Linked DNA regions of Homo sapiens: region 2 is linked to region 1. A link is an interaction called in ENCODE POLR2A ChIA-PET data of the cell type or tissue named here. Cell type or tissue: GM12878. All regions are shown on one strand.

Region 1 (5,000 bases):
GTCTAAAGATAGGGACACAGAAGGATGCTGACAAGACCGTAGTGAACAAAGCACATCCTGTGTGGCTTGAGCCTCTTTTTACAGAGACAAAATGACACACACACACACACACACACACATATTAAAATGCGTAAACACACACACACACACACACCCCCCTCAAAATTTGCAGTGGTTATCCTGCAGTGGGATTGAGGAGAAGGAAAAAAAAGGACATCATTTTAAATTTTATACACTTCTATATGGTGTACGTATATTTTAAAATCCTTAAAACTCTGCTTTCAAATGATCTGAAGAAGAAACATAGTTGTGTGTTTCTGAACTTCTACATCACTCTTACGTACATATTCAGATGAAAATATACTAAATTGCATGTTTCACCATTCCCTACTGCTTTCATTCTGCAACACAATTGCTATCCAGAAGTTCAATCCTCCATTCTTCATACCTAAAGATGATGTTTGATACAGTTCTTTCCTGAAGCAAAGATTGGAAGAAGGAGGCTAATGATTAATGAAGAGTTAAAATACAGATTCCTGGACCCTGTTCCAGATCTACTGACTAAGACCCTGGAGCAGGGGTGCGGGGAGAATCCATATTATTAAGAAGCTCTCCAAGTCCATCTCTAACAAAGCATGCCTAAGTATCACTGAAACGGAACACTTATTTTAAAAATGCAGAATGACCAATCCTTGTCACTTTTTAACCAGCACAGCAAGTAACTCAGACCTTAATCCTCAAAGTTATTAAACATTACCGTTAAAACCATTTTGCAAGTAACAGAGTTCCTCTGCACCCTCATCTATCTGGACCTCTATGAAAGGAATCATTTATCTAGAACACAGAGAGTAAGTTTGTAAAACAAACACTCACACACACACACACACACACACGTTGGCATCCTCTTCATTTGTGGGGCCTATTCTGACTGCACATGAATCCCAATTACAACATCATCCAGGAGTCCCTGGGACACCTGCCACTGAGACAGCTCCAGAATTTGGCATCTCCAGATGTGTTGAGTCCCCAAAGAATGAAGTCCCAAAACCATTTACTGATGGTAAATGGTATTTCCTCTTCAAGGAAAATTGGAAATAATGTCCTGGGGGTGAATAAGAAAGAGGTGTCCCCTGGCCACTTAGAATAGCCACATCCTGCCCACCTCTTCCCACCAAGCAAGCTCAAGGGTGACCCAATCAACTTAAATATCAACTTTCGTTTCTAAAATACTTCCACACACACAAGCACACCAACCTCCAAAATGTGGCTTATGAAACCATTCTTTAAGCCTCCTAATCCTGTTCACTCCCTCCAGATGAGATCATTATCTGCAGCCTTTATATAATATTTGTAGCCACCCCTTGGAAATAAATCCGCACCTATGGACTTTCTCAACCTCATAACTTCATCCTTCAGAACTTGCTACATTTCCACCTTTTCCCCAGCACTTTCCCTTTCACAGCCTGTTAGGCCCTGCACCATTTTCCCCCCACTCTGTGCCCAAGGCCTCCAATGCCTGGACCACACCTTACCCTCCAGGCCAGCCCTGTCTGTCCATCAAGACTTCTCAGGCATCCTCTTCTCCAAGAGCTTTTCCTGACCATCACACCCCCAAAGCAGATCAGCAGTCTAACTCCAGCCCACTGTTTTCTTTTGTTTAGAGACAGTCTCGCTCTGTCATCCAAGCTGAAGTACAATGGTGCAATCATAGCTCAATGCAGCCTCCAACTCCTGGGCTCAAGCAATCCTCCCACCTCAGCCTCCCAAAGTGCTGGGATGATAGGCATGAGCCACTGAGCCCAGCCTGTCCCACTGTTAATGTTCCTAAAAACCACAATCGTATGGAAGATAGAGTCAGGTGTCAAGCGTGAGCCTTTAAAGGCTGTGAATTATTTTTACATATGCAGCACAAAACCTTTTGTTGACACTACTTTACCTTCCGGTTATTATACCAATTCTTTGATGATCTTCACAGCAAATTTTTTTTAAAAATTGTCTATACTTGCTTCAAGTGTGTCTTCCTCCCATAACCCCATTCCAATCAGGCTTCCTCTTCCATCATATCCACAGCAGCCTCCACGATGCTTAACACAAAAGTCTGTTGTCTGTCCTCATCTTATTTGGTCTATCAGCAGAATATGTTACCCTCTCTTTGAAATACTCTATAAACTTGGCTTGTAATCCTCCAACTAACTGATCAAGGCTTTTCTAATTTTGAGAGTCAATGGTTGACTCCTGCCTCCGGAGGGGTCCTGACTCAACAGTCAGCTATGCCAAGCAATCATGATAACATCATGCCAAGGCAAATATCAGGCTGCCACTTATTAAATGCCACTCCACAAAAATGTGCTGAATGGATATGACGTTTTGAAAAGAACTGAGCAGGAGATCAACAGTAACCCCAACAGAGCATGCTGCATTAAAAATAAAAAAATAATAAATAAAACATAAAAAATAAACATATAAAAATGACCTCCTCCCACAAGAGTTTAAAAACCAGGAAGGATATTTTTGCCACTGAAAAATACAACTCCGTAGAACAGTGGTCTCTTGGGAAATTTTAACTGGCAGCTTTCATACCATAATTCTCTTTCAATGAACAGAGGACTTGCTTTATTTTCAAGGGAAGAGTCCAGTATCCAGTGAGAAAAAGTTAGCGCATACTTATTGATTCCACTTTGTAGTAGTTTGCATTAAAAAGTTTAAAATAATAACAGTAGGAATCTCTACTGTCCAGTCCATAGACACTCAGAAATGTAGCTGAGCAAAAAATTGTGATAAGGTCCGGCATGATGGCTCATCCCTGTAATCCCAGAACTTTAGAAGGCCAAGGCATAGTGACCCACACCTGCAGTCCCAGCTAATTGGGAGACTAAGGCAGGGGGATCCCTTGAGCACAAAAATTCAAGGCTGCAGTGAGCTGTGATTGTATCACTGCACTCCAGCCTGGGCAACAGAGTGAGGCCCCGTCTCTTAGGGGGAAGATAAAAGTTATGATAAGCCACTTTTTATACTACCAATAAATTCTAATTCTACAATAATTGTATCAGTCATTGGGTGAATAAACAAACATGACAGAACATTCAACTAAAAAAGAAGAAGAATGTTTCTCATTCAGGATATGTCCATTTAAAATAACAAAAGAGTTAAACACTAACAATAATTGTGTATTATGACAACCAAAAGTCCATCACACACAGCAATAAACGAGGGGCAGAGTTCATCCATCAAATAGATGATCAAGCAGTGAATGTCCTCATGGGGCAAGGCTCCCAAGGATAGGTCCAAACCCACCGAAGAAACCTGGAGACAAAACCACATGAAGAATCACTGCTCTTATTCAGATAAAGAACATCAACTTCACCTTGCCTAGTGCTAGACAAAACATTTCCTAAGACTAAGAATGGAAGCAGAGGTAACTCTACAAGATGCAAGTTGCAAGGAATGCTGAGGCCCACTCTACTCCAGGATGTGGTAAGAGAAAACAGTGCAAAGTCCTAAGGCGAGCTTTTGTGAGTTATGACATGTATAATGCATAGGCTCCGCATATTACCCACATGTGCAAATTTCAAGAAAAGTATCTGCAACTAGAAATAGCACCCTACTTTTTCATTAACCATGGCATACAGCAATGGTCAATATCCTGTCTAACTTAAGACCAGAAAAAGATCACTGAAAAAAATCTATGTTGATAAAAAAAAAATTTGAGTATTTACTACATGCAAAGCATTGCATGAAGGCAAAGAAACAATCATCACCCAACATCAGAAATTAAAATTTATCTGACAGGCCAGGCGCAGTGGCTCACACCTATAATCCCAGTACTTTGGGAGGCTGAGGCAGGTGGGTCACCTGAGGTCAGGAGTTAGAGACCAGCCTGGCCGACATGATGAAACCCTGTCTCTACAAAAAGCATAAAAATTAGCCAGGCATGGTGGCGTGCGCCTGTAGTCCCAGCTCCTCTTTCTCCTGTAGTCCCAGGAGAATCACTTGAACCTGGGAGGCGGAGGTTGCAGTGAGCTGAGATCACACCACTGCACTCCAGCCTGAGCAACAGAGTGAGACTCCATCTCAAAAATAAAATAAAATTTATCTGACAAAATATAAGTCATAAAAAAGAGGTAGACCACGTGTTCAAAGAAAACTACACCAAAAAAAAAATGTTTTGTGAATTCAGGAAGGAAAGATCACTCTCACTTGGAAAGGTCTTCATGGGGAGGTTTTAGCAGAATGAGCAGACCAGAGGGACAGGGCACAAGAGGAGGACCCTGAGCAGGGGGAAGGGTGTGAGCAGCAGGGAAGAATGGCAGAGGTGATTCAGAACGCTGTGAACACAAAGATAAAAATGAAAGGGTAAAAACATCATATCAAAAAGACACACTTATTTTTATTTCCTACTGAAAGCCCACTGAAACCACAATACACGCGGGGATGTTGTTGTTGTTGTTGTTGTTGTTGTTGTTGTTGTTGTTGTTTCCAAGCATAATCGCACAAAGACAAAGAGAACAGAGGGAAATGAGGGAAACACAGTTTTTGGAAGCTGAGAAGCAGATGGCCCAGAGGCGACACATTTTGCAGAACCAAGAAAGGGAACCCCAAGGTAACTGTGGGGAAAGCCAAGAAGCAGCAAGACTTCCCCAACAGAGCCGGTAAGAGGCTCTGGAATGGGGAGAACCAAGAATGTCAGAACACCGGAACAAGGATGGGAAGGGGCCAGGCACGGTAGTTTATGCCTATACTCCCAGTGCTTTGGGAGGCAGGGACAGGAGGATCACTCAAGCCCAGGAGCTCCAGACTAGTCTGGGGAACGTAGTGAGGCCCCATCTCTACAAAAAAACTGGAAAAATCACCAACGTGTGGTGGTGTGCACCTGTGCCCATAGTCCAGCTACTTGGGAGGCTAAGGTGGAGGATCTCTTGAGCCCAGGGGTTCGAGGCTACAGTGAGCTTGTCTCTAAAATATAATAATAAAACAATTTTGGCTGGGTGTGGTGGCTTACG
Region 2 (5,000 bases), 76 kb after region 1:
GTTTGTAGAACCACACGGCACACCAAAAACAGCTGACACATCTCCTTGGATTTAAAACAAAGTCATCCCAGCATCTCATTTTCATCCTACCATAGCCTTATCTAATTCTTTAATGTTCTCTTTACTTTGATGAGGAATTTAATTATAAACAAAAAAAGAGAAAATACATCTATAAACGCTTGCCCCACAACTAATAACACTTAGATATTATGTTAGTTATAACATGTTTAACCTTGTTCTCATCAGTGTTCATTTAATGTTTTACCTTTTTTCACTTGGCCTAGTACAAGCATGTTTCATTCTGCTATATAGACTCTATGTTGTTTCTTCTAATGAATAACCGTGGCTGACTTCACCATTTTCCTCTTGTTGAACTTCTGAAGCTATTCTAATGGTTTCGGAAATTAAATAATGTGGGACTGAATATCCTTACCCATAATTTCAGTTCCCTAGGGATAACAAGTATTACAGAGGACTGCAAGGGCATGAACATTTTTGTAGATCTTGATAATCATGCCAAATTGCTGTTCCGAGAAGATGCAGTCTTTTACACAACATCACCAACAACGTCCAAATGCACCAGGCCACTGTGACTTTGCAGCGTCAGGTATGTTAATCATTTTTGGTTTTGCCAATTTAACAGGATATAGGATAATATTTTAACTTTTGAGTCTCTGAAGACTAGGTTTATTCGGTGCTTTTCTGTGGCTTTTTACTGGTTAATTCCCTCCTTTGTGAATTGCCCACTTGGGTCCTTTGGGCAAACATCCACTAGGCACTTAATGTTCTTCTCATAAACTTGATGGGGTTAAAGTGCCTCATAATTGTTTTGCATTTTCAATTAGAAGCTTTCATAATATGAAAGAATAATAGAGACTTAATTCCATCACTGATTAGTTGGATAAATGTTCAGAAGTAAACCAACATTATCACTACCCCCAAGGACTCCCACCTCTGGGAAATAAAATGTGCTTTACTTTAAGCCAGTGGCTTTCCAAGTTACTAAACACAGTCCACATTTCTCACCCACTACTGCTTTCCACTAGAACAAACTCAGTGATAAAAATGGACTATCACCACGTAAACAGAGGGGAGAAAATACACACCTATTTAGAAACAGAGTCACAAATGAGTCATATTTTAACAGCAAAACATACCTGACTTCAATTCTCATTATTAGGAAATTATAACTCCAAAGCACTACTGATGCTAAAAACACAGCACTACATCCTATAGATCTGGCCAAAGAACTCTCCACAAACTGCACGGAGTCACCTTTTAGGCAAGGCTTGGCTTCTAAAATCAAGGCTAAGGTTAAGACAAAATTATCCTTGAAAATTACTTAAATAGCACACACAGTAAGCACATGTGGTTTTCTGAGTGCTGCATTACCTTTCACAAAGCCTAACCCTGCCAATTTTCCTGCAGCATTGGAAGGGATTGCTGTTTCTATGGTTGAATACCAGAAGAAACGCATCTGGCCTGTATTTAAGGAGATGTTGCATGAAAAAAATACATATTGTTAATTATTTTTAAGCAAACATTGAGACTTGAATTAGTATAAGTTAAATGCACATGACACAATGCAACTGTAAACTGATGATAAAGACAAATGAACTAATTTATAATTTAAAACCAAAACAAAAGCAGCAATTGAAAACCACAACCAACTCAACACTACACTGATCTTATACCAATAAAACATCCTTCTCACAATTGGCTTGAATTAAAACTACCTGCATGCACATATGTCATTGCTTTGCAATCCTGCCAAGTACTAAGTGACATCCAGACTTTAGAATACTGAACTGAAATCATCAATGAAATCTAGCAATTTCACTGGTATCTGTATTTGATATAATTTTTCATTTACAGATACCAAATTTCAGTGACTCCTGGAAGTTTACCTAGTTACGAAGATGTATGTAATAGTAGAACCCAGTGGAGGATTTACATCAACACTCAAGGTTTCTCAGTAATTGTGCTCTGAAGTCACCGCTGTGAAAACAAGTGCCAAACAAATAAAGGAAACAAAAAATATGAGCAAAAGTGGGCATTTTTTAAAGTCACAAATCCTTTCAGTTTGGAGACTTACACAACATAGAAGCAGCATAGAACCCAATATTTCAAGCTCATATGACAGAGCAGCTGCTCAAAATACAGCAGCACTCTAAATTTATATACTACTGAACCAAGATTGACCACCAAAAGGAACAAATCAGTCAGGCATGGTGGCTCACACCTGTAATCCCAACAGTTTCGGAGGCTGAAGCAGGAGGATCGCTTGAGGTCAGGAGTTGAGACCAGCCTGGGCAACAAAGCAAGACCTCATCTCTGCAAAAAAACTAGCCAGGCATGGTGGTGTGTGCCTGCAGTCCCAGCTACTTGAGAGGCTGAGACAGGAGGATCACTTTAGCCCAGGAGTTTGAGGCTGCAGTGAGCTGTGATGCACAACTGCACTCCAGCCTGGACATCAGAGCAAGACCCTATCTCAAAAAACAAACAAAAAGAAAGGACAAGTCTCCTTACAGGACCAAGCCTGGGCAGGCAAGCAGAATGCAAGGCTGCCAGTTCAAGGTGCCCTTTGTCCAAACAATCTACTACAAGAGATATATGCGTGAGAGAATGAAGAAATTTGGGTGCAAATATAAAGGAAAGCAAAGTAGATGAAGTATTGCTATGAGAGTTTGTCACTTACTGCCTAAAGAAACCAAAGAAGTGGAGAGAACTCTCTCATTTTTTTAAACCACACAAATTTGTACAGAATCAAGATGTAAAGAGAAATCTGTAGGTATTATTCTAGAATTTAAAAGACATATCATAAGAACTCTTGACCCACCTCTGAAAAAGCAATAAGCAAAGCTATCATCCTCACCACCTTCATGCTTTTCAATTAATAACTTTGTTCATTTTACAAAGTAATATATGGCCAGGCATGGTGGCTTACACCTGTAATCCCAGCACTTCGGGAGACCAAGGCAGAAGGATTGATTGAGCTCAGGAGTTCGAGATCAGCCTGGGCAACACAGTAAGACCTTGTCTCTACTAAAAATTTATATATACAACCCTATAGGCTCATGGTTGAAATTTTGGAAAAGTACGAAGCCAATAAAATTCATCCATAACTCTGACCAAAAAAGAATTGATCAGTTAGGCAGCCAAGAACCCTGGAAGAAAGTGAGAATATAATTTTGGAACTAGTAACAAGAAGACAAGGGAACAATAAACCCAGCAGGACACCATCTCTAAGCTCTGAGAACTAATTTTGACAAGTCCAAGAAAAATATACCTCAGACACCTACAAGAGATTACTATTTATGTGGCACAGGAGACACTAACATACGACAATCTGAGAAAGACAGAATGGCATGATCCAAAGCAATTAATCTGACTGGCTAGGGAGCTCAGTTTTTAAAACAGCAGATCTAAACACTTCAGGGGCCAGCACATGGCCAGGGAGGAAACAAAAATGTGGTATGAACCACAGGGAACTTTGTCAGAAGACAAATCCAGAATTAGCTGAAGTTCTTGAACAATTTTTTTTTTTTTTTTAGTAAGCAGAGGAAGGACAGCAAGGTTTTAAGCTATATTTGGGGCCAGGAAGAGATAAGCTACAGATAGAATACAGCTCCTATTAACTAATCATATGTTCTCTTGGTCTTTCACAACAGAAGAATCTTCAAACTAGTGAAGGAACAACATTGTGAGCAGAAAATTAGAAGCCTCCTCCCATCCGAATTCCACCATTGGTGGAAAAAGAAAACAAAAAAAAACAAATTAAGGAGACTATTTCCAAGTATTTTCAGTCGTGTTTTTTTGTGGGGGGGGGGGGCGGGTGGGGGATGGAGTCTCACTCTGTCGCCCAGGCTGGAGTGCAATGGCACAATCTCAGCTCACTGCAACCTCTGCCTCCCAAGTTCAAGCGATTCTCCTGCCTCAGCCTCCTGAATAGCTGGACTTACAGGCATGTGCCACCATGTCTGGCTAATTTTTTTTTTTTTTTTTTTTTGTATCTTTAGTAGAGACACGGTTTCACCATGTTGGCCAGGCTGGTCTCAAACTCCTGACCTCGTGATCCACCCACTTCGGCCTCCCAAAGTGCTGGGACTACAGGCGTGAGCCACCATGCCTGGCCTTCAGTAGTCTTATGTCATTTCCCTGCTTTGGAACCTTCGAAGACTCCTGCCTGCTCACAAAGCACGGACATCTTCCTATGTGACAAAGGACTCTACACTCAGTCCTTCAAGCCCCTTCCCTCCACCATCCCACCCTCTTCCCCTGGTGGACTCAGCCAGATCTGCCTCAGATGTCAATTTCCCTGGCTGGTCTCTAACTCACCATCAGCCTGAGAGGAGTTGAGAAGGCCTTCCCTGCAGCCCCATGTCCTCACATATGTGTCTCCTACTCCATTTCCACCTTTGCAAACATTTTATACAACCTCTCTCTCCCCGCACAGGGGGCTCTTAGAGGGCATCCTCACAGTGCAGCACCAGGTATACAGTAGATGCTCATTAGACATTTGGATAATTTTTATTTTTTAGAGACAGGGTCTCACTCTGTCACCCAGGCTGGAATACAGTGGTGCAATCGCTGCAGCCTCAAACTCTCAAGCTCAAGCAATCCTCCCACCTCAGCCTCCTGAGTAGCTGGAACTACAGGCATGCACTACAACAGTCAGCTAATTTTTTTTTTTTTTTAAGAGATGGGGGTTTTGCTTTGTTTCCCAGGCTGGTCTTGAACTCCTGGGCTCAAATGATCCTCCTGTCTCAGCCTCTCAAAGTGTTGGGATTACAGGTGTGAGCCACCTCACCCAGCCAAGCATTTGTTAATTAATCAACTGATTCCCTGAGGAATGATGGTGAGTCTAGGAAAGAGACCAGAAAATTAAGATGAGCACTGCCCTCCCTCCCGCAAGGAGGCCTTTGGGAAAGAGACTGCTGCCAAGTTACCACCACATCCACGGCTCTTGAGTTAGAGCTTTATCCTCCAGCAGCCTTCAG

The links. ChIA-PET counts read pairs that join two places held together with the same protein. Peaks named below come from ENCODE experiments on the same cell type or tissue, not always from the same donor. Only the 100,000 strongest peaks of a DNase experiment are listed, where the experiment ranks them.
Region 2: POLR2A ChIA-PET joins it to region 1 with 10 read pairs; 5 of 35 experiments call an interaction of 5 or more read pairs at or near these places.

The regions. Positions count from the first base shown.
Region 1 is chr10:34,696,902-34,701,901 of GRCh38, forward strand. All of the region lies in intron 1 of PARD3 (par-3 family cell polarity regulator), which reads right to left. Among named protein-coding and RNA genes, the nearest start is that of PARD3, 120 kb to the right of the region's middle. In GM12878, no CTCF peak of the experiment used is centred here; no DNase peak of the experiment used is centred here.
Region 2 is chr10:34,773,016-34,778,015 of GRCh38, forward strand. All of the region lies in intron 1 of PARD3 (par-3 family cell polarity regulator), which reads right to left. Among named protein-coding and RNA genes, the nearest start is that of PARD3, 40 kb to the right of the region's middle. In GM12878, no CTCF peak of the experiment used is centred here; a DNase peak (open chromatin) is centred at 2,196.